2 separate regions of the Homo sapiens genome follow, and region 1 is linked to region 2. A link is an interaction called in ENCODE POLR2A ChIA-PET data of the cell type or tissue named here. Cell type or tissue: Panc1. All regions are shown on one strand. Each heading gives the region's core, and the rest is flanking DNA. Links, peaks and the distances in the headings are about the cores only. Region 1 has its middle 9.0 kb from the start of HNRNPL. Region 2 overlaps ACTN4 (actinin alpha 4).

Evidence for each region. Peaks named below come from ENCODE experiments on the same cell type or tissue, not always from the same donor. Only the 100,000 strongest peaks of a DNase experiment are listed, where the experiment ranks them.
Region 1: POLR2A ChIA-PET joins it to region 2 with 5 read pairs; 8 of 35 experiments call an interaction of 5 or more read pairs at or near these places.

The regions. Positions count from the first base shown.
Region 1 is chr19:38,850,615-38,867,265 of GRCh38, forward strand. It overlaps a transcript of HNRNPL not described here. Among named protein-coding and RNA genes, the nearest start is that of HNRNPL, 9.0 kb to the left of the region's middle. RefSeq lists enhancers at 80-149, 1,931-2,575, 6,594-6,653, 14,235-14,529, 15,089-15,664 and silencers at 1,230-1,609, 6,864-7,023, 9,536-9,704. In Panc1, for the core only: no CTCF peak of the experiment used is centred there; no DNase peak of the experiment used is centred there; H3K27ac peaks cover 189 bases.
Region 2 is chr19:38,710,903-38,715,902 of GRCh38, forward strand. It overlaps ACTN4 (actinin alpha 4), which reads left to right. Exons shown (of 21, transcript NM_004924.6): 9 at 3,567-3,659. The region is part of intron 1 of LOC107985291 (a long non-coding RNA gene); the gene reads right to left. Among named protein-coding and RNA genes, the nearest start is that of CAPN12, 31 kb to the right of the region's middle. In Panc1, for the core only: no CTCF peak of the experiment used is centred there; no DNase peak of the experiment used is centred there; H3K27ac peaks cover 4,120 bases.

The DNA.
Region 1 (16,651 bases), core at 5,491-10,490, 150 kb after region 2:
TACGCTTTCAGGCACCGCCCAGAGGCGGGGCCCCCTTATGGAGCGACCGCTGTGTGTGCGCCGGAAGGCTAGACCAAGATTGACAGGAACTCCCAGGGTATCTCTGTCGCCATCACTATACCGTGTTCATTTCTACCTCTAGGAGGAATTGTTAAAATCCCAAATCTGAGCCTTTTCCTCAGTAGAAAACCACTCGCTGCTGCCGACTGTCTTCGGACCCTGTCCAGTTCTAAATTCAGCCGCAACCCCTTTCAGTTTCCCTTGGGAGAAGGCTCTTCCGCGCACTCTCCATGTGTGCCCATGCAGTCCCTTCCACCTGCAATAGTCCACTACCCCTCCTGCAGGAGCTAAGGGCCAAGTCATCTTGTCCGTGCGATCTAAATTAACAGGTCCCTGCCATCCCAGACCCCCAGGATTCCCTTCAAAGCCATAACTCGGGCCAGTGGTTTTCACCTGACAGCTCGACCCCTCTGAGCACCACAGGAGGTCCTGGCCCCGACCCTGGAGAGGGTGGCCACCTACCAAGCGCCCAGTACAGCACCTGGCACAGTGCAAGCCCCCTGCACAGGGGAGGCGTTCTTGTGATCTGTGCCTGCGTCGGGCCTTTCTTCCTCAAGGGCGGGGTAAGACCACCCGCACTGCACCAAGAGAATGTCGGAGGGTATCTCCAGACTCCGGCGAAGCCCAACTGGCGGAGCCTGGGGGGTGGAGAGGAGCGCGCCCCAGTTATCACGCGCAGGCAGCGGGGTCAAACGGGGATTAACCCGGGATCCCGTCCTACGGCATTTAACATTATGGGGCTGCCCGCGCAGGGTGTGGGGGGGAACACCTTAGCGAAGCTATTGGCAAGTGACGATATCGCCAAAGGGGGGAAAAGAAATAAAAGCGAAGCTAGCGTCGTGAGAAACGCGGCGGACGCCCCAAAAGTGCTCCAGGACCTTTCTGCCCGGCTGATGGGGGATTTCGAGTTGAGGTCCGGGTGGAAACTAAGTTTGAAATGGAGGCCGTGTGTGGTGGCTCACACCTGTAATCCCAGCACTTGGGGAGGCCAAGGCGGAAGGCTCGCTTGAGCCCCGGATTTCGAGGTTGCAGTGAGCCGTGATCGCGCCCCTGCACTCCAGCGTGGGCGACGGAGCGAGACCCTATCAGAAAAAATGGGGTTTATGGCAATACAAGAGGGGACAGGCCTGGTGGCTCTGCCGGTGAGGGGAAATAAAGTTAGGGGAGGGGGCCTTGCTGGGGACCTCGGTCAGCTCCCCCGGACACCAGGAAGATCCGACCACGCCAACGGAACAGAGACGGGGGCGGGGCCGCGTCTGAAGCACGTGGCCCGCGTGACGGGAGGAGGCCGGGCCGGTCGCGACGAAGGGCGGGGTCGCTCCGTCCCAACGTCAGAGGAATGCGGTGGGGGGAGGGGGAGAGAGAGGGCCCCTCCCCTCCCCGCCCCCGCGGCCGGCCCGGACGCCCCTCGCGCCGGCGCGCACGGCCGGAGCACGGCGGAACGGTCTCCCCGGCGCCGCACGTTCCAGGCCGCCGGCCCGGCCTGGTGACCCGCACCCCCCGCGCTCCCGGCCACCGCCCCGCCCCCACCCCGCTGCTCGGACCCTGGCCCCCGGCCGCGCGCGGCGCCGCCCGCCAGTGCCCCGGTCACCTTCCCGCACCCCTCGCCCCCAGCCCCTACCAGCTCGGCGGCGAGCCTGACCGGCCGTCCCGGATCGAAAAGAGCAGACACTGGGAAGTTTTGGGAGAGGGAGGGGCGGGCCTTAAAGGGACCACGACCTTTTTTCAGCCCCGTGGGGGGAAGAAAAATTGGGGGCAGGGGGCGCGGGAGCGGGGACACGGCAGGAGACCGAGGGTCGCCCCGCGGGGGAATGGAGGAAACCAGGCGAGAAAGGAGCGGGAAGACCTTGGAGCCGCGGTGTTCGGGCTCCGCGTCCCTTTTCCCCAAAAATCCACCCCCGCCCCCCGCAGACGGAAAGTCACGCAGTTGTTTGAGACTCGCGCATCTTTCCTCCTGGTCAGGCAAGTGTCTTGGCTGAGGCAAGTGTTTGGGGTGTACATTGCTCACATAAGGAAATGGGCTGGAGGGACGCAAGTGACTAACCCAGGATGCCACAGCTTGCAAGTGGCATGGCGGGGCTGGTCTGACGCCGGAGCAGACGCATCACCACTGCACTTGCAGGGCTTATTAGGGTGATGGGGTAGGCTGTAGAGATGGGGGGTTCAGAGCAGGGGACTGGAGCCACCCTACCGGGGTTCCAACGTGGAAGCTGCATTTACTGTCTCTGGCCTTAGGAAAGTAACTTAGCCTTCCTCATCCGTTAGGGGGATGGCAGTAGGAGCTTCGTCTGGGTCGTCATGAGGAATGCAGAGAATGGAAACGGGACCTTAGAGGACTACCCCCATTTCACAGTTGAAGTAAAACTGGCCCAGAGAGTGGAAGAACCGCGAAAAATTACCACAGCTGGGCAGCCTCTGAAAGAGCAGGTCGCTCCCGTTCTTAATCCACACAAAACTTAATCGGACCCTTGCAGATCCTTGTAAACCCATGCCAGCCGGGCACGGTGGCTTCCCCTGTAATCCCAGCACTTTGGGAGGCCGAGGTGGGCAGATTGTTTAAGTCCAGGAGCTCGTGACCAGCCTGGGCAACATGGTGAAACCTTCTCTCTACATAAAATACAAAAAAATTAGCTGGGCGTGGTGGCGTGCAACTGTAGTCCCAGCTACTGGGGAGGCTGAGGCGGAAGGATCACTTGAGCCCAAGAGGTGGAGGCTGACAAAGCGAGACCCTGTCTCAAAAACAAACAACACCCCAGAAAAATATGGCTGGGCGCCGTGGCTCACGCCTGTAATCGTAGCACTTTGGGAGGCCGAGGCAGGAGAATCGCTTGAGGTCAGGGGTTCGAGACCAGCCTGGCTAACATGGCGAAACCCGGTCTCTACTTAAAATACAAAAATTAGGCTGGCGTGGTGGCAGGCGCCTGTAATCCCAGCTACTCAGAATGCTAAGGCAGGAGAATTGCTTGAACCCGGGAGGTGAAGTTTGCAGTGAGCCGAGATTGTGCCACTGCACTCTAACCTGGGCAACAGAGTGAGACTCTGTCTCAAAAAACTAAAATAAATAAAATAGGCCGGGCACGGTGGCTCACACCTGTAATACTAGCACTTTGGGAGGCTGAGGCGGCTGGATCACGAGGTCAGGAGATCAAGACCATCCTGGCTAACACGGTGAAACCCCGTCTCTGCTAAAAATAAAAAAAAAATTAAAAAAAAAATTAGCTGGGCATGGTGGCAGGCGCCTGTAGTCCCAGCTACTGGGGAGGCTGAGGCAGGAGAATGACGTGAACCCAGGAGGCGGAGCTTGCAGTGAGCCGAGATCGCTCCACTGTACTCCAGCCTGGGCGACAGAGCGAGACTCCGTCTCAAAAATAAATAAATAAAAGTAAAAAATAAATAAATAAATAAAATAAAGAAAAAATAGTAATGCTGCTGTGACCATTCCTAGTGATATCTTCTTGTGTCCATGTGTGAGAGTTTTAAGGGCATGTAGGTAGGAGTGGGATTGCTGGGTCGTGTAACATATTTTGACATTATTGGGTAGTAACAAATTGTTATTCAATATATCTGTACCATATATTCCCACCAGCAGTATATGAGAAGGTCTCATTCTTTTTTTTTTTTCTTTTGAGACAAGAGTTTCAATTTGTCCCCCAAGCTGGAGTGCAGTGATGCATACACAGCTCACTGCAGCCTCGACCTCCTAGGCTCAAGTGATCCTCCCACTTCAGCCTCCTGAGTAGCTGAGACCGCAAGCACATGCCATCATACCCTAATTTTTTTTTTTTTTTTTTTGAGATGGAGTCTCACTTTGTTGCCCAGGCTGGAGTGCAGGGGTGTGATCTCCACTCACTGCAACCTCTGCCTCCCAGGTTCAAGCGATTCCTCTGCCTCAACCTCCTGAGTAGCTGGAATTACAGGCACACGCCGCCATGCCAGGCTAATTTTTGTATTTTTAGTAGAGACGGGGTTTCACCATGTTGTCCAGGCTGGTCTTAACTCCTGGCCTCAAGTGATCTGCCCACCTCGGCCTCCTAAAGTGCTACTAGCATTACAGGCATGAGCCACAGCGCCCAGCCACCCTAATTTTTTTAAATTTTTTTAATTTTTTTATTTTTATTTATTTTTTTTTTTGTAGAGGCAGGGGTCTCACTATGTTGCCCAGGGTGATCTTGAACTCCTGGGCTCAAGCAATCCTCCCACCTCAGCCTCCCAAAGTGTTAGGATTGTAGGTGTGAGCCATGGCACCAAGCCTAGGTTTCTTTTTTTTTTTTTTTAATTTAATTTAATTTTATTTTATTTTATTTATTTTTTTTTTATTGATCATTCTTGGGTGTTTCTCACAGAGGGGCTTTTGGCAGGGTCATAGGACAATAGTGGAGGGAAGGTCAGCAGATAAACAAGTGAACAAAGGTCTCTGGTTTTCCTAGGCAGAGGACCCTGCGGCCTTCTGCACCGTTTGTGTCCCTGGGTACTTGAGATTAGGGAGTGGTGATGACTCTTAAGGAGCATGCTGCCTTCAAGCATCTGTTTAACAAAGCACATCTTGCACCGCCCTTAATCCATTTAACTCTGAGTGGACACAGCACATGTTTCAGAGCACAGGGTTGGGGGTAAGGTCACAGATCAACAGGATCCCAAGGCAGAAGAATTTTTCTTAGTACAGAACAAAATGAAAAGTCTCCCATGTCTACCTCCCTCTACACAGACACGGCAACCATCCCATTCCTCAATCTTTTCCCCACCTTTCCCCCCCCTCCATTCCACAAAGCCGCCATTGTCATCCTGGCCCGCTCTCAATGAGCTGTTGGGTACACCTCCCAGACGGGGTGGTGGCCGGGCAGAGGGGCTCCTCACCTCCCAGATGGGGCGGCCGGGCAGAGGCGCCCCTCACCTCCCGGACGGGGCGGCTGGCCGGGCGGGGGGCTGACCCCCCCACCTCCCTCCCGGACCGGGCGGCTGGCCAGACGGGGGGCTGACCCCCCCACCTCCCTCCCGGACGGGGCGGCTGGCCGGGCGGGGCCTGACCCCCCCACCTCCCTCCCGGACGGGGCGGCTGGCCGGGCAGAGGGGCTCCTCACTTCCCAGTAGGGGCGGCCGGGCAGAGGCGCCCCTCACCTCCCGGACGGGGCGGCTGGCCGGGCGGGGGGCTGACCCCCCACCTCCCTCCCGGACGGGGTGGCTGCCGGGCGGAGATGCTCCTCACTTCCCAGACGGGGCGGCTGCCGGGTGGAGAGGCTCCTCACTTCTCATACGGGGCGGCTGCCGGGCGGAGGGTCTCCTCACTTCTGAGACGGGGCGGCCGGGCAGAGACGCTCCTCACCTCCCAGACGGGGTGGCGGCCGGGCAGAGGCGCTCCTCACATCCCAGACGGGGCGGCGGGGCAGAGGCACTCCCCACATCCCAGACGATGGGCGGCCGGGCAGAGACGCTCCTCACTTCCTAGATGTGATGGCGGCCGGGAAGAGGCGCTCCTCACTTCCGAGATGGGATGGCGGCTGGGCAGAGACGCTCCTCACTTTCCAGACTGGGCAGCCAGGCAGAGGGACTCCTCACGTCCCAGACGATGGGCGGCCAGGCAGAGACGCTCCTCACTTCCCAGACGGGGTGGCGGCCTGGCAGAGGCTGCAATCTCGGCACTTTGGGAGGCCAAGGCAGGCGGCTGGGAGGTGGAGGTTGTAGCGAGCCGAGATCACGCCACTGCGCTCCAGCCTGGGCGCCATTGAGCACTGAGAGAACCAGACTCCGTCTGCAATCCCGGCACCTCGGGAGTCCGAGGCTGGCGGACCACTCGCGGTTAGGAGCTGGAGACCAGCCTGGCCATCACAGCGAAACCCCGTCTCCACCAAAAAAATACGAAAACCAGTCAGGCGTGGCGGCGCGCACCTGCAATTGCAGGCACTCCGCAGGCTGAGGCAGGAGAATCAGGCAGGGAGGTTGCAGTGAGCCGAGATGGCAGCAGTATAGTCCAGCTTCGGCTCGGCATGAGAGGGAGACCGTGGAAAGAGAGGGAGAGGGAAACCATGGGGAGAGGGAGAGGGACAGGGACAGGGAGAGGGAGAGGGAGAGCGCCTAGGTTTCTTCTGCTGTTCTTTTCCAAAACTTCTTAAATTTTGATACGTCTTTCTCCTTTTCTAATATAAGCACGGAGGCTCTGAATTTCCCTCTCCATTTTAATTTGGCTGCATTTTACAGAAAGGTGTTTTGGAACTTCCATTCTAATTTCTCTCAGACAGATGGCATTTTTAACTTATTTTGTTGTTGTGGTTTGCTAAAATACTTGCAAGTTGGTACATTTTGCATTTTGAAAGATTTTGCCAAATTACCCTCCATTAGCACTGTAACAATTTGAGTTCTCAGCATTTCTATGTAAAAAATGAATTTTCCCCACTATCTCAAAATACTGCACATTTTGTTTTACATTTGTCAATCTGAGGTAAAAACTGGTTTTAATTTTAATTTACTTTATATTTACCTTATTGAATGAATCGTGTGTGTGTATGTGAGCGTATACCATATGTGTTCACATGGGAATTGGAACAGCTAGAGAAAAAACATCCCAGGGAGAAGAAACAGCAAATGCAAAAGCCCTGAAGTCGGCTGGGCATGGTGGCTCACGCCTGTAATCCCAGCACTGGGAGGCCGAGGTGGGCAGATCACGAGGTTCAAGACCAGCCTGGCCAACACGGTGAAACCCCATTTCTACTAAAAATACAAAAATTAGTTGGGCGTCGTGGTGGTTGCCTGTAATCCCAGCTACTCAGGAGGCTGAGGCAGGAAAATCACTTGAAACCGGAAGGCTGAGGTTACAGTGAGCTGAGATCACACGCCACTGCACTCTAGCCTGGGCAACGAGCGAAATTCCGCCACACACACACACACACACACACACACACACACACACACACAAAAAGCCCTGACATGAGAACTGAAGACCTTTGTGGCTGGGCAGAGGGAGTGACAGGGTGAGTCTGAGGGGACAAGGTCAGAGGGGTGATGGGGGCACGTTATGTGGGGCCCACTGAGACGGGCTGAGGATGAGGACTTTGGTCTTATTACTAAGTGAGAAAAGAACCATGAGAGGGTTAAAAACCAGAATGACAAGCTGAGCATGGTGGCTCAAGCCTGTAATCCCAGCACTCTGGGAATGTTAAGGCAGGAGGATCCCTTGAGGCCAGGAGTTTTAGATGAGCCTGGCTAACATAGTGAGACACCATCTCTACAAAAAAAAAGTAAAAGGCCAGGTGCGGTGGCTCATACCTGTAATCCCAGCACTTTGTGAGGTCAAGGCGAGTGGATCACCTGAGGTCAGGAGTTTGAGACCATCCTGGCCAACATGGTGAAACCCCATTTCTACTAAAAATACAAAAATTAGCTGGGCATGGTGGTGGGTGCCTATAATCCCAGCTACTTGGGAGGCTGAGGCGGAAGAATCAACTTGAACCTAGGAGGCAGAAGTTGCAGTGAGTCAAGACTGTGCTATTGCACTCCAGCCTGGGCAACAAAAGTGAAACTCCATCTCAAAAAAAAAAAAAAAGGAAAAAAATTAGCTGGGCATGGTGTAATGCCCCTAGTCCCAGGTCCTCAGGAGACTCAGGCAGGAGGATCACTTGAGCCCAGGAGTTTGAGGCTGCAGTGAGCTATGATTGCACCACTGCACTTTAGCCTGGGCAACAGAGTGATAACTTCTTTCCAAAAAACTCCACAAAAAACAGAAGAGTGATGAGATCAGATTTTTTTTGGATTAAAAAATATAACATCTTTATTAAGCTATATTTCACATACCATAATATTAACTCTTTATATATTTATTTATTTATTTGAGACGCAGTCTCGCTTTGTCGCCCAGGCTGGAGTGCAGTGATGCGATCTCATCTCACTGCAACCTCTGCCTCCTGGGTTCAAACGATTCTCCTGCCTCAGCCTCCCAAGTAGCTGGGATTATAGGCACCTGCCACAATGCCCGGCTAATTTTTGTATTTTTAGTAGAGATGGGGTTTCTGCATGTTGGCCAGGCTGACCTCGAACTCCTGACCTCAGGTGATCCGCCCGCCTCAGCCTCCCAAAGTGCTGGGATTACAGGCGTGAGCCATTGCACCCAGCCAAATATTAACTCTTTTAAAGTGTATGACTGGCTGGGCTGGTGGCTCACACCTATAATCCCAGCTATGTGGGAGGCCGAGGTGGGCAAATCACTGAGGTCAGGAGTTTGAGACCAGCCTGGTCAACATGGCGAAACCACCTCTCTACTAAAAATACAAAAATTAGCCAGGCGTGGTGGTGCACGCCTGTAGTCCCAGCCACTCTGGAGGCTGAAGCACCAGAGTCACTTGAACCTGGGAGGAAGAAGTTTTGTGTGTGTGTGTGTATGTTTGTGTATATGTATGATTGAGTGTTGAGTGGTTTTTAGTATGCTCACATAGTCATGCAACCATCATCACTGTCTGATTCTGGAATATTACCCTCAAAAGGAACTCCATACCCTTTTTTTGTTTTTCGAGACAGAGTCTTGCTCTGTCGCCCAGGCTGGAGTGTAATGGCGTGATCTCGCCGCACTGCAACCTCCGCCTCCTGGTTCAAGCAATTCTCCTGCCTCAGCCTCTGGACTAGCTGGGATTACAGGCGCCCACCACCATACCCCGCTAGTGTTTTGAATTTTTAGTAGAGACGGGGTTTTGCCACGTTGCAATCCGCCCACCTCAGCCTCCCAAAGTGCTAGGATTACAGGCGTGAGCCACTGTGCCCAGCCTCCATATCCTTCAGCAGTCACTCCCCTCAGCCCCCGGCAGCCGCCAATTTACTTTCTGTCTCTATGGATTTGTCTAGTCTGGACATTTCATATTGTAGGGTCCAGCCCTACGGGGCTTAGCAGGTGTTCTCCCCGTGTGCAGAGATGAGAGATGGTAATAAATAAAGACACAAGACAAAGAGATAAAGAGAAAACAGCTGGGCCCGGGAGACCACTACCATCAAGTTGTGGAGACTGGTAGTGGCCCCGAACGGCTGGGCGCGCTGATATTTATTGCATACGAGACAAGGGGGGCAGGGTAAGGAGGGTGAATCCTCTAAGTGATTGATAAGGTGAAGCAAGTCACGTGATCATAGGACGGGGGTGGGGGGCCCTTCCCTTTTAGGTAGCCAAAGCAGAGAGAGAAGGCAGCATACGTCAGCGTTTTCTTCTATGCACTTATAAGAACGATCAAAGACTTTAAGACTTTCACTATTTCTTCTACCGCTATCTACTACCAACTTCAAAGAGGATCCAGGAGTACGGGAGGAACGTGAAAGTGGACAAGGAGCGTGACCTTTGGAGCACAGCACCACAGGGAGGGGTTTAGGCCTCCGGTGACTGCAGGCAGGCCTGGATAATATCCAGCCTTCCAGAAGAAGCTGGTGGAGCAGTGTTCCCTGACTCCTCCAAGGAAAGGAGACTCCCTTTCGCGGTCTGCTAAGTAATGGGCGTCTTCCCAGACACTGGCATTACCGCTTGACCAAGGAGCCCTCAAGCGGCCCTTATGTGGGCGTGACAGAGGGCTCACCTCTTGCCTTCTAGGTCACTTCTCACAATGTCCCTTCAGCACCTGACCCTATACCCACCGGTTATCCTTAGGGTATATTAGTAATGCAACAAAGAGTAATATTAAAAGCTAATGATTAATAATGTTTATAATAATGATTGATAATTGTCCATGATCATCTCTATATCTAATTTGTATTATGACTATTCTTATTCTAACTATTTTCTTTATTATACTGAAACAGTTTGTGCCTTCAGTCTCTTGCCTCGGCACCTAGGTAATCTTTCACCCACATCATATAAATGGAAAAATATAGTATGTAGCCTTTTGTGTCTGATTCTCTTAGCATGTTTTCAAGTTTCACCCATGTTTTTTAAATTAAATTAAATTTTTATTTTTGGGGGACGGAGTTTAGCTCTTGTCGCCCAGGCTGGAGTGCAATGGTGCAATCTCGGCTCACTGCAACCTCTACCTCCAAGGTTCAAGCGATTCTCCTACCTCAGCCTCCCAAGTAGCTGGGACTACAGGCGCCCGCCGCCATGCCCGGCTAATTTTTGTAATTTTAGTAGAGACTGGGTTTTGCCTTGTTGGCCAGGCTGGTCTCTTATCTCCTGACCTTACGATCCGCCTGCCTCGGCCTCCCAAAGTGCTGGGATTACAGGCATGAGCCACTGTGCCCGACCTGCTTTCTTCTTTTTTGTTGTTAAGCCTCCTCCGGCTCCAAGCAGAAATAGCTTCACGGTCTGCTGTGCTTCAGATTGAAAACTCAGACACCCTCAGGGACCAGTGGGGAAAGCCACCCCTTAGAGGAAAGTTTCTCATTTGCATTACGCAGTCCTGACCCTTTCCCTACCTTTCCCCGCCCCCAGCTTCAATCAGGTCTAACTGATATGTGAGAAACCAGACCTTTAAAGTGTACAATTGATGAGTTTTAACTTACATATACACCTGGGAAACCATCACCACAAATCAAGATAGTGACCACAAGGTAAAAACAGTATTCATCATCCCCAGGAAGTGTTTTTGTTTTTTTGTTTTTTGTTTTTTATTTTTTTTTTTGAGATAGTCTTGCTCTGCTATCCAGGCTGAAGTCCAGTGGTGTGATTATAGCTCACTGTGGCTTACTCCCAAGTAGCTGGGACTACAGGTTCCTGCCACCCCATGGCCATTTTATATATATATATATATAATATATATGTATATAAAATATATATATAGTTATATATATACACACTATATATACTATATATTATATATAATAGTTATATATACCATATATTATATATACTATATTATATATAGTATATCATATATAGCATATATTATATATACTATATTATATAGTATCTCATATATAGCATATAATATATACTATATTATATATAGCATATCATATATAGTATATATAATATATACTATATTATATATAGTGTATAATATATACTATATTATATATATATTATATATATAAATATAATTGGGTTTTTTTTTGTTTGTTTTTTTGGTAGAGATGGGGTCTTGCTACGTTACCTCGGCTGATCTCAAACTCCGGGCCTCAGGCAATCCTCCTGCCTCAGCCTCCCAAAATGCTGGGATTACAGTAGTGAGCTACCACACCCACAGAAGTTTTCTTTTCGTTTTTGAGACGGAATTTTGCTCTGTCGCCCAGGCTGGAGTGCAGTGGCATGATCTCAGCTCACTGCAGCCTCCACCTCCTGGGTTCAAGCAATTCTCCTGCCTCGGCCTCCCTAGTAGCTGGGATTACAGACATGCACCACCATGCCCAGCTAATTTTTTTTTTTTTTTTTTTTTGAGATGGAGTTTTGCTCTTGTTGCCCAGGCTGGAGTGCAATGGTGTGATCTCGGCTCACTGCAACCTCCATCTCCCAGGTTCAAGCGATTCTCCTGTCTCAGCCTCCTGAGTAGCTGGGATTACAGGCATGTGCCACCATGCTTGGCTAAATTTTTTTGTATTTTTAGTAGAGACGGGGTTTCTCCATGTTGATTAGGCTGGTCTTGAACTCCTGACTTCAGGTGATCTGCCTGCCTTGGTCTCCCAAAGTGCTGGGATTGCAGGCATGAGCCACCACACCCAGCCGCTAATTTTTATATTTTTAGTAGAGACAGGGTTTCAACATGTTGCCCAGGCTGGTCTTGAATTCCTGACCTCAAGTGATCCCCCTGCCTTGGCCTCCCAAAGTGCTGGGATGGGTGTGAACCACCACGCCTGCAGAAGTTTTCTTGAGCCTCCTTGTAAACCCTCTGTTTTTCACTGTCCCCCGCCCAGTGTTACAGACCACAAGTTCTTGGGATCTGAATGCAACTGAAATTGACTTGAGGCCAAAACAGTTTTCCCAGACAAGACTTCATTGGAGTTTATGCCTGGGTATGAGGGAGACAGCACAAGAGAAAGAGAGCAAATTTGCTGGCTGACTCTTGGAAAAGAGCCAGTAGGGCTTTTTTATTAGGCAAAGCTCTGGAATTGACATTAGCGGGAGGATATACAGGCTGAGCTGGGCAAAACATGTGAGGAGTAGAGCACTCATGAGGACACTTGTCTGGCTGCGATGGTTATCTTGAGTAATGGGCCACATGGTGTTCTGGCAGGTGCAACAAGGCTGTAAATCAATTGTTCAGCTTTCCTTCCGGAGCTGGGACACTCACACCCTCGGTTACTTCCTAAGGCCAGTTCCTGAAATTCTTTTTTTTTCTTTTGTTTGAGACAGAGTCTTGGTCTGTTGTGCCCAGGCTGGAGTGCGGTGGTGCTATCTTGGCTCACTGCAACCTCCTTCTCCCAGGTTCAAGTGATCCTCCTGACTCAACCTCCCGAGTAGCTGGGATTACAGGCGCCTGCTACCACGCCCAGCTAATTTTTATATTTTTAGTAGAGATGGGGTTTCACCATGTTGGCCACGCTAGTCTCGAACTCCTGACCTCAAGTGAGCCACCCGCCTCGGCCTCCCAAAGTGCTGGGATTACAGGCGTGAGCTACCGCGCCCGGTCTCGCTATTGATTCTTTTTGCTTCCACGGACAACTTTTTATTTCCTATCTTCCATCTGTGAGGGCGTTCAGGACTTTTGGGCCTTTGTGAGTAAACAGTCAACTCTGTGGAGCGGAGACCCTAGAGAATATGGCCAGAGAGAAATGTGAGCTGTACTCCATTGGCAGCTAGCAAAACTTTCCTTTCTTTGAGCTGTCTTTGCAGTGGTTCTAGATCTTGGGAGGACGGCTGTAGATGCCCTGCATCCTTGGTTAAGTCATAACCTTGGTTAAGGCTTATAGGTTTCACTTGGGAGAGTACCTGTGGTGAAGAAGTTCACAAGCCAGGAATACCAGCTGTTTGTCCCAACTAAAAGCTGGTAATACGGCTGGGCACTGTGGCTCTCACGCCTGTAATCCCAGCACTTTGGGAGGCCAAGGCGGGTGGATCACCTGAGGTCTGGAGTTCGAGACCAGCCTGACCAATATGGTGAAACTCTATGTCTACTAAAAATACAAAAATTAGCCGGACATGGTGGTGTCTGCCTGTAGTCCCAGCTACTTGGGAGGCTGAGACAAAAGAATTGTTTGAACCCAGGAGGCGGAGGTTGCAGTGAGCTGAGATTGCACCACTGCACTCCAGCCTGGGCAACAGACAGACACTCCATCTCAAAAATAAAATAAATAAATAAATAAATTTATTTATTTTAATAAGAAATTTAATCTGGTAATAAGAAATTTAAGAGTAGTTATTTTAAAGAGCTTTATAGTTAGAAGTCAGCTTAATCAAAAGCTAATATCCAAGTTTTTTTTTTTTTTTTTTTTTTTTTTTTTAAGACTGAGTCTTGCTTGTCACCCAGGCTGGAGCGCAGTAACACGATCTCGGCTCACTGCAACCTCTGCCTCCTGGGTTCAATGAAGCCATTCTCCTGCCTCAGCCTCCCCAGTAGCTGGGATTACAAGGGTGCACCACCACGCCCAGCTAATTTTTGTATTTTTAGTGGAGACGGGGTTTCACCATGTTGGCCAGGCTGGTTTCGAACTCCTGACCTCGCGATCTGCCCGCCTCGGCCTCCCAAAGTGCTAGGATTACAGGCGTGAGCCACCATGCCCGGCCCCAAGTTTTATATATATATATATATATATTTAAAAGGGCTTTCTGACTTTTCTCTTTGAATCTTTTTTCGTGGACTAGAACTTTTTTTTTCAAAAACAAAAAAACCCTGTGTGCTTGGTATGACCACTTCCTTTGTTCACTTCCTCCCTTTTTCTTTTTTTCTTCTTTCTTGAGGTGGGGTCTTGCTCTGTTGCCCAGGCTGGAGTGCAGTGGTGTGATCACAGCTCTGCAGCTTTGACCTCCTGGGCTCAAGCAATCATTCCACCTTCACCTCCCAAAGTGCTGGGATTACAGACATGAGCTTCTATGCCCGGCCCACTTCCTTTATTAAAAATTATTTTTCCATGATGTGAGTGAGAGCCCAAGGGGAGACTTCTAGCATGAAGCCCAGAGCTCCACAGCAAACAGGAGCTTGAGTTTGACCCTAAGCCCTCAACCAGCGATACCCCAAACAGCTGCCATTTGAGTTTCACGTCCCTTTTTTTTTTTTTTTTGCCACACATTCATGCATCACCTGCCCACTTCACTGCTTAATAATTTTCTTTAAATCAACCCACTCTTTTGTTTTTAATTCAACACATTTATTTAAACAGGAGATGTCATTTCACTCCAGGAAGTGGAAAACCAGTGTCAGTTGGCACACATAGACTCTAATAGTACAAATAAATCCAATGATTCAGCAACAACAGAGAAGTGCTAAAAGCATTGGGTGAAAGGTGTTGAGGAACAGGTTGGTCACCAGGTCTCAAGGTGACACCCACAGATGATGCAAGAATTCAAAGGCTCACGCCTATAATCCCAGCACTTTGGGAGGCCGAGGCGGGTGGATCACTTGAGGTCAGGAGTTCAAAACCAGCCTGGGCAACATGACGAAACCCCATTTCTACAAAACATACCGAAAATTAGCCGGGCATGGTGGTGGTGTGCACCTGTAGTCCTAGTACTACTAAGCTGAGGTGGGAGGATCGTGGGAGGTGGAGATTGCAGTAAGCCTAGATCACACCACTGCACTCCAGCCTGGGCGACAGAGTGAGACCCTGTCTCAAAAACAAACCGACAAACAACAAAAAATAAAACAAAAAACAAGGGGAGAAGATGACCATCTGCAAGCCAAGGAGAGAGCCCTCAGAAGGAAGTCTATTGTGCTGACACCTCGAACTGGAACTATTGTAACCGCCCAAGGGGTTCACGTTTCCTGCTGCCTAGACAGAGCCCATACATCAAAACAGGGGAATTGCAATAGAGAAAGAGTAATTCGCTGGGCGCAGTGGCTGACGCCTGTAATCCCACCACTTTGGGAGGCTGAGGTGGGCGGATCACGAGGTCAGGAAACCGAGACCATTCTGGCTAACACGGTGAAACCCTGTCTCTACTAAAAACACAAAAAATTAGCCGGGCGTGGCGGCACGTGCCTGCAGTCCCAGCTACTTGGGAAGCTGAGGCAGGAGAATGGCGTGAACCCGGGAGGCGGAGCTTCCAGTGATGCAATGAGCTGAGACCACGCCACTGCACTCCAGCCTGGGCAACACAGCAAGACTCCGCCTTAAAAAAAAAAAAAAAAAAGAGTGATTCACGCAGAGGAGCCAGAGCCCGCTGTGCGCTGTGCGGGAGACCGGAGTTGTATTATTACTCAAATCAGTCTCCCTGAGCATTCTAGGATCAGAGCTTTTAACAACAACGCGGTGGGTGGGGGGAAGCTAGTGAGCCAGGAGTGTTGATTGCTCAGGAATGAAATCATAGGGAGTCGAAGCTGTCTTCTTGAGCTGAGTCAGTTCCTGTATAGGGGGCCACAAGATCAGAAGAGCCAGTTTATTGATCTGGTGGTGCCCACTGATCCATCAAGCGCAGGGTCTGCACAATGTTCCAAGCACTGATCTTAGGAGCAGTTTAGGGAGGGTCAGAATCTTGTAGCCTCTGGCTGCATGACTCCTAAACCATAATTTCTAATCTTATGATTAATGTTAGTCCTACAAAGGCAATCTAGTTCCCAGACAAGAAGGAGGTCTGCTGTTGGGCGCGGCGGCTCACGCCTGTAATCCCAGCGCTTTGGGAGGCCGAGGTGGGCTGATCACAAAGTCAAGAGATCGAGACCATCCTGGCCAACATGGTGAAACTGTGTCTCTACTAAAAATACAAACATTAGCCAGGCGTGGTGGCACATACCTGTAGTCCCAGCAACTCAGGAGGCTGAGGCAGGAGAATTGCTTGAACCCGGGAGGCGGAGGTTGCAGTGAGCTGAGATTGTGCCACTGCACTCCAGCTTGGGCAACAGAGCCAGACTCTGTCTCACCAAAAAAAAAAAAAGAAAAAAAGAGGGAGTTCTGCTTTGGAAAGGGCTGTTTTCAACTTTGTTTAAACTATAAACTCTTTCTCTCAAAGTTAGTTCGGCCTACATCTAGGAATGAACAAGGACAGCTTGGAGATTAGAAGCAAGATGGAGTCAATTATGTTAGATCTCTTTCACTGTCTCAGTCATAATTTTGCAAACACAGTTTCACTGGGAGGAAATAAATTTCTGTTGTTTAAGCCACACAGTCTGTGATCTTTTTTTTTTCTTTTTTGAGACAGAGTCTCGCTCTGTCGCCCAGACTGGAGTGCAGTGGCACAATCTCAGCTCACTGCAACCTCCGCCTCCCAGGTTCAAGCGATTCTCCTGCCCCAGCCTCCTGAGTAGCTGGGATTATGGGCGCGCATCACCATGCCTCAGCCTCCCGAGTAGCTGGGATTACAGGCGCGTCACCATGCCCGGCTAATTTTTTTTTTTGTATTTTTAGTAGAGACGGGGTTTCACCATGTTGGCCAGGCTGGTCTCGAACTCCTGACCTCGTGACCCACCTGCCTCAGCCTCCCAAAGTGTTGGGATTACAAGCGTGAGCCACCGCACCCGGCCATCTGTGGTCTTTTTGATGGCAGCTCTAGCCGACTAGCCTATCTCCTTAGCTCAATGGTCAAAGTTAGCTTTACCAATCACGGCCCCTG
Region 2 (5,000 bases), core at 1-5,000:
GTGGTGTGGGATAAGAAATTCATGTTCCACTCTGAGGGCCATGGGAGCCCCTTAGGGTCTTACTCCGTGGTGGGAGCTGCTCACTCACATTTTCAGACAGATCATTTAGCAACTGACTCCTCCAACCCAAAACAAAGCTGCCTTTATAGGGCCCACAGCTAGTCTGTCTCCAGCCCAGGCCGGTTAGAAAAGGAATGCACCCTATTCGGACTCCACAAAACCCCGCAAGGCATGTCCACGCAGGCCTGGGGCTGGCTTCCAGTCCAGAGCAAGTGCTCTTCCTCCTGCATGAGCCTCAGGCCGGCCCGGCCGCCCTCCCTGCGTCTTTCACTCTCTCCTGCCTCTCTCTCTCTTTCTCTCTCTCTCTGTGCAGATATTGTGGGCACTCTGAGGCCAGATGAGAAGGCCATCATGACTTACGTGTCCTGCTTCTACCACGCTTTCTCGGGGGCTCAGAAGGTGAGCTGGGCCAGGCACACCTCGCTGCTGGGGCTGCAGACCTGCCTTCACCACCGCCCTTGCATCACCGCTGGCCATCTGTGGTTGGAGCCCTGGCCAGGCCGTGGGCCGCCACACCACACAGACTGACCCTGCCGGCCTCTGACTCGGAAGGTCCCCTGGGGCAGGTTTCCCGCCTGGCCGGTGCTGGGCCTGTGCTGAGGAGTCACAGACCTCTGTTTGAACACAGCCCACCCTGGGAGGTGGGTGGTGGCATCCTAGGCTCTCAGGCGGGGAAACTGAAGCCCTGCATTACAGTCAATGGCAGAGCTGGGATTTGACTGCCCGGCGTTCCCACTCGCCCTGTCCATCATCTGCACCAGGGCTGCCTGCCTGCCCCTGCCAAGCCCTTCGTGGGGAGCACTGGGCTTTACCCGTTTTGCAGCTCCTTCCTGCCAGGAAAGGCTCAGCATGTGCAGCCCAACCTGCACTCACGGTCCCAGCCCTCCAGAGGCCAGGCAGAGCCCACAGAGCTTGCGTGGCAGTGGCCGCCCTCCTGGGCCCAGCTGACCTCATGCTGCCTCACAGCTCCTGCCGGGCCCTCAGCGTTCACGCAGAGGCCCAAGCACTGCTCCCCCCGCTTGCCTTGTGGTCTCTGAAGTATCTCAGGCAGCATTCCCGATGCCTGCTTTGAAGTGTCAGCAGTTGGCACAGGTTCAGAGGAGGAGGCAGAATCGATTCTTGTTTACTGAACATGTACTACACGCTAGGCACCCTCCAAGGCCTTCACATGCACAGGCTTCCAGAGGGTCCCTGTGCACACCCCCAGGAGGGCTAGGCGCAGTTAGCCCCATTTGAGAGAGGAGGAATTGAAGTTTAGGGAAACAGCTATTCCTAAAACTAGAAGGGGGGGGCCGTACCTTCTGTGGACCCCTGCTTTGAGCCTCCCAACTAGCAGGTGCATTACCTACCGTCAGTCTGGCCTGGCCCCACTCTGCCACCTCTTGGTACTGTGACCTTGGGTGGGTCACTTGACCTCAGCTTCCCCACCTGTGAAATGGGCATCGCTGTAGTTCGGTCTCACAGGATTGTTCTGGGCGTGAAACGAGCTCCTGCAGGCAAAGGGCTTAGCACAGTGCCTGGCACGGCAGCTGCCATTTAGGCAGCTGCCAGGGAGCCACAGTGGTGGGGAGTGTGGTTCTTCCCAGCCTCGGGCCAGAAAGGCCTCTTCACCTCCTCAGCATGCGATTGGAGCTTGTGTTTGGAGTGTTCTGCTAGAGGGCACGGGCCAGGAGGGTGGAGGGAGGACCCCTGACCCACACTCCCGCGGGAGGGTGGGCAGGGACCAGCAGCAATGGACGATTCGTCACCACAGACCCCAACTAACAGCATGTTTGCCATTGGACTCACCCCTACGGGCCCCGAACCAGCCCCCTGCCCACCACATGGCCTCACCAGATTGCTTTTCTTTCTACCCACACTGCTCCCCTGTGCTTAGGGCTGAACTCCAGTCTGGAGGCTCTGAGGGATTTTGGGGGAGCAGGGACTGGCAGGCAAGCCCAGGACAGTATGGGTGGGTGCTGAGGCACTGGGCCTGGAGGCTTGTCACTGGCCCCTCTCTGAGGGGGTAGTGGAGGCCCGGCTGCAGGGCGCTGGCTGGTCAGAAAGGAAAGTGCTGGGTCCCTGTGTGCTCCTCAGGACAGCCCCGTGGTGCTGCTCCTGCTGCCTCGTTTCCCCAGAGACCCAGTCCAAGCTCTTGCAAGAGTGCTCTCTGGGGTTCATGTTTTATAAACGCAGAGTGAACCCCAGGTCTAGCGCCAGTGTGCCCATTCTGTCCTGAGATCATTTATTTCTAGTCACCGAAGCGTTCCCGCCTCGTTCCTTTATTCACTCACTCATTCAGCAACCCTGAACACCGCCAGTGCACTGAGCCCCAAGCTGGATGCGGGAACTCAGCGGTGAAACATGATTCCCTTGCCTTGCGGCAGCCCCGTGCTCACAGAGAGGACTTGAGTTTCGGGTGCCAGTTGTCTCTGCCAAGTTAGGAGTCAGGGACTGACCTCTGTGACCCCCACAAGCTGCAGCCCTGGCTGTGTTTTCCACACTGGCCTGGGGCCCATGTTCATTGGCTGAGGAACCTCTTGGACCTCATCTCTGAGGAGCACCGCCTGGGGCCCTGGGTGTGTGTCCCGCAGCATGGCGCGGGGTGTGCACGTGCGTGTGTGCGCTCACACGAGCACCGGCTGCCGCCTCCCCGCCTGTCTCCAGGTGCCATGTGTGGAGGGGAGAGGCTGGGCGTCGCTGCCTGCAGCACTGGCTCTGAGCCGTTGGCCAAGCCTCTCCATTTTCCTTCCCCATCACTCTGTAGACCCTCCTCACTCTTTCTGTTCCTGTTCTGTTGCCGTTTCAACTCCTCCTCTTGGACCCTTTCTGTGCTTCCTGAAAGGTACCTGGTCTCTCTCTCCCCGTGTGCACCCCCTGCCTCCTCTACACTGTTCACTGCCCCCTAGCAGGACAGGGCAGGACGCTCTCCTGTAGTTCAGGCCCAGGGACTATGTCCACCACTCTCACCCTCCAAAGCCCCAGCACTTTTCTGCCCCACGGATGGTGACTTCTGTCCTCTGGAGCTCCTATTAACATTGCCTCCAAGGCAGGAGAGTGGACAGGCCTGAGTGTGCTCCTGTGCACGGACCACTAGGCTCCTCCGGGACCCGGGCGCCCCTGCTCTGTTGCCCCCAGCTCTCCAGCTCTCGGCTTCCCATCCTTTCACCTTCCCACCGGGAGAGACTCCTCCGCAGTCTTAGGTCCAACGCAGCCGACCCGTCCAGCCTCACCCTCCTCTGTGTGGGGCACTAGAGGGTTTGCGAGCAGCAGTGGGAGGGCTCCCCAACCCTCCTCGGTGCCTCCAGGGTCTGGGCTTTCTGGACCCAGGGGCATTTTGCAGTCAGCAGTGAGGATGCCAACAAGGCCTATTGGGACAGGGCACCATCTCACTGGAGCTGTGCTTCCTCTCCTTCCCCTCTGTGAGGAGTTCCGTGGGCCATGGACCAGCTGCTTTCAAGGGACGTGCCCGTCAGGAGGGAGGGTGGCCAGCCCCCAGGCAGCCCTGACTGTGTGCTCCCCTCCAGGCTGAAACTGCCGCCAACCGGATCTGTAAGGTGCTGGCTGTCAACCAAGAGAACGAGCACCTGATGGAGGACTACGAGAAGCTGGCCAGCGACGTGAGTGTTCCCCCAGTGAAAGTCAGGGCCACCTCATTATCCTCAGCCAGAGGTCACTGTGACTCTTGCAGGGGGAAAGCAGGTGTGGCAGCGAGATGACCTAGAAAAGGCTGCGTGGTCACAGACCATGGCATTTAGCCAGCTGGTGTGTACACGACCTCTCCGTTTGCTTCCACAAGGCTAAGGGTCAGACCGGCAGCCACCTTGCCAGCCAGCCCCTGGGCTCCCGAGCTTGGGTTCCTACAGAGATGCTCAGGGACAGTGTTTCCTGGGCACCTCAGTGCTTTAGAATCACCTGGGGAGCTTTGTGAAAGCCCCTCTTCCCGTGCCCTGGCCCTGGAGAGAGTGATTCAGAAGGATGGAGAGGGGCCTGGGAACCAATAGGATAGCAGGCCCTGTGCAGGTGCTTAACGAGCAGCCCAGCAAGACGGGAACTCGGATTATCCTCCTTTCCAAGTGAGGAAACTGAGGCCCAGGGAGGGTCAGGCACGTGCCTGCTGTTACATGACTAGTGGGACAGAGAGCTGGGCTTCACCCAGGCAGCCCTGCTCTAGAGTCCAAACCCAATGCTTCAGTTGGAAATAAGGGTGGTTAGTACAACTCTTCTGGAGGCTCTTCATTTTTGAAATCTCCATATTTAAAAAATAAACGTAGGCTGGGCGCAGTGGCTCACACCTGTAATCGCAGCATTTTGGGAGGCCAAGGCAGGTGGATCACTTGAGGTCTGGAGTTCAAAACCAGCCTGGCCAACATGGTGAAACCTTGTCTCTACTGAAAATACAAAAATTAGCCGGGTGTTGTGGCACACACCTGTAGTCCCAGCTACTTGGGAGGCTGAGGCAGGAGGATCGCTTGAGCCTGGGAGGCAGAGGTTGCAGTGAGCCAAGATTGCGCCACTGTACTCTAGCCTAGCGACAGAGCAAGACTCCATTAAAATAAAAATAAAATAAAATAAAATTTCCCAAAGAGCAGTGGTTTGACTGCTCATCTAGAACCAGTGGTTCCCAGATTTTGCAATCTCATAGACCAGGAAAATTTGAAAAACTATTGGATGTCCAACCTAAGAGGGCCAGCTTTTTATTTTGCCAAGTTACGGATGTTTTAAAAAGAAACACTACCATCTGTTACCACCAGCACTTCTAACACCAAGATAAGGTAAAAAGGTTATTCTTAGAACCCCAGCCATTGCCAAGAAAGGGCAGCTGGCAGCACGCCTCACAATGTATCCACACAGAGGTATTTCTGTCTTTGAATTTCTCACTTTGCCAGAAGTTGGCATTTGGGAACCACTTCTCCAGCTTGTCCGTGCTGGCAGATAACTGATTTTGTACTTCTAGAATT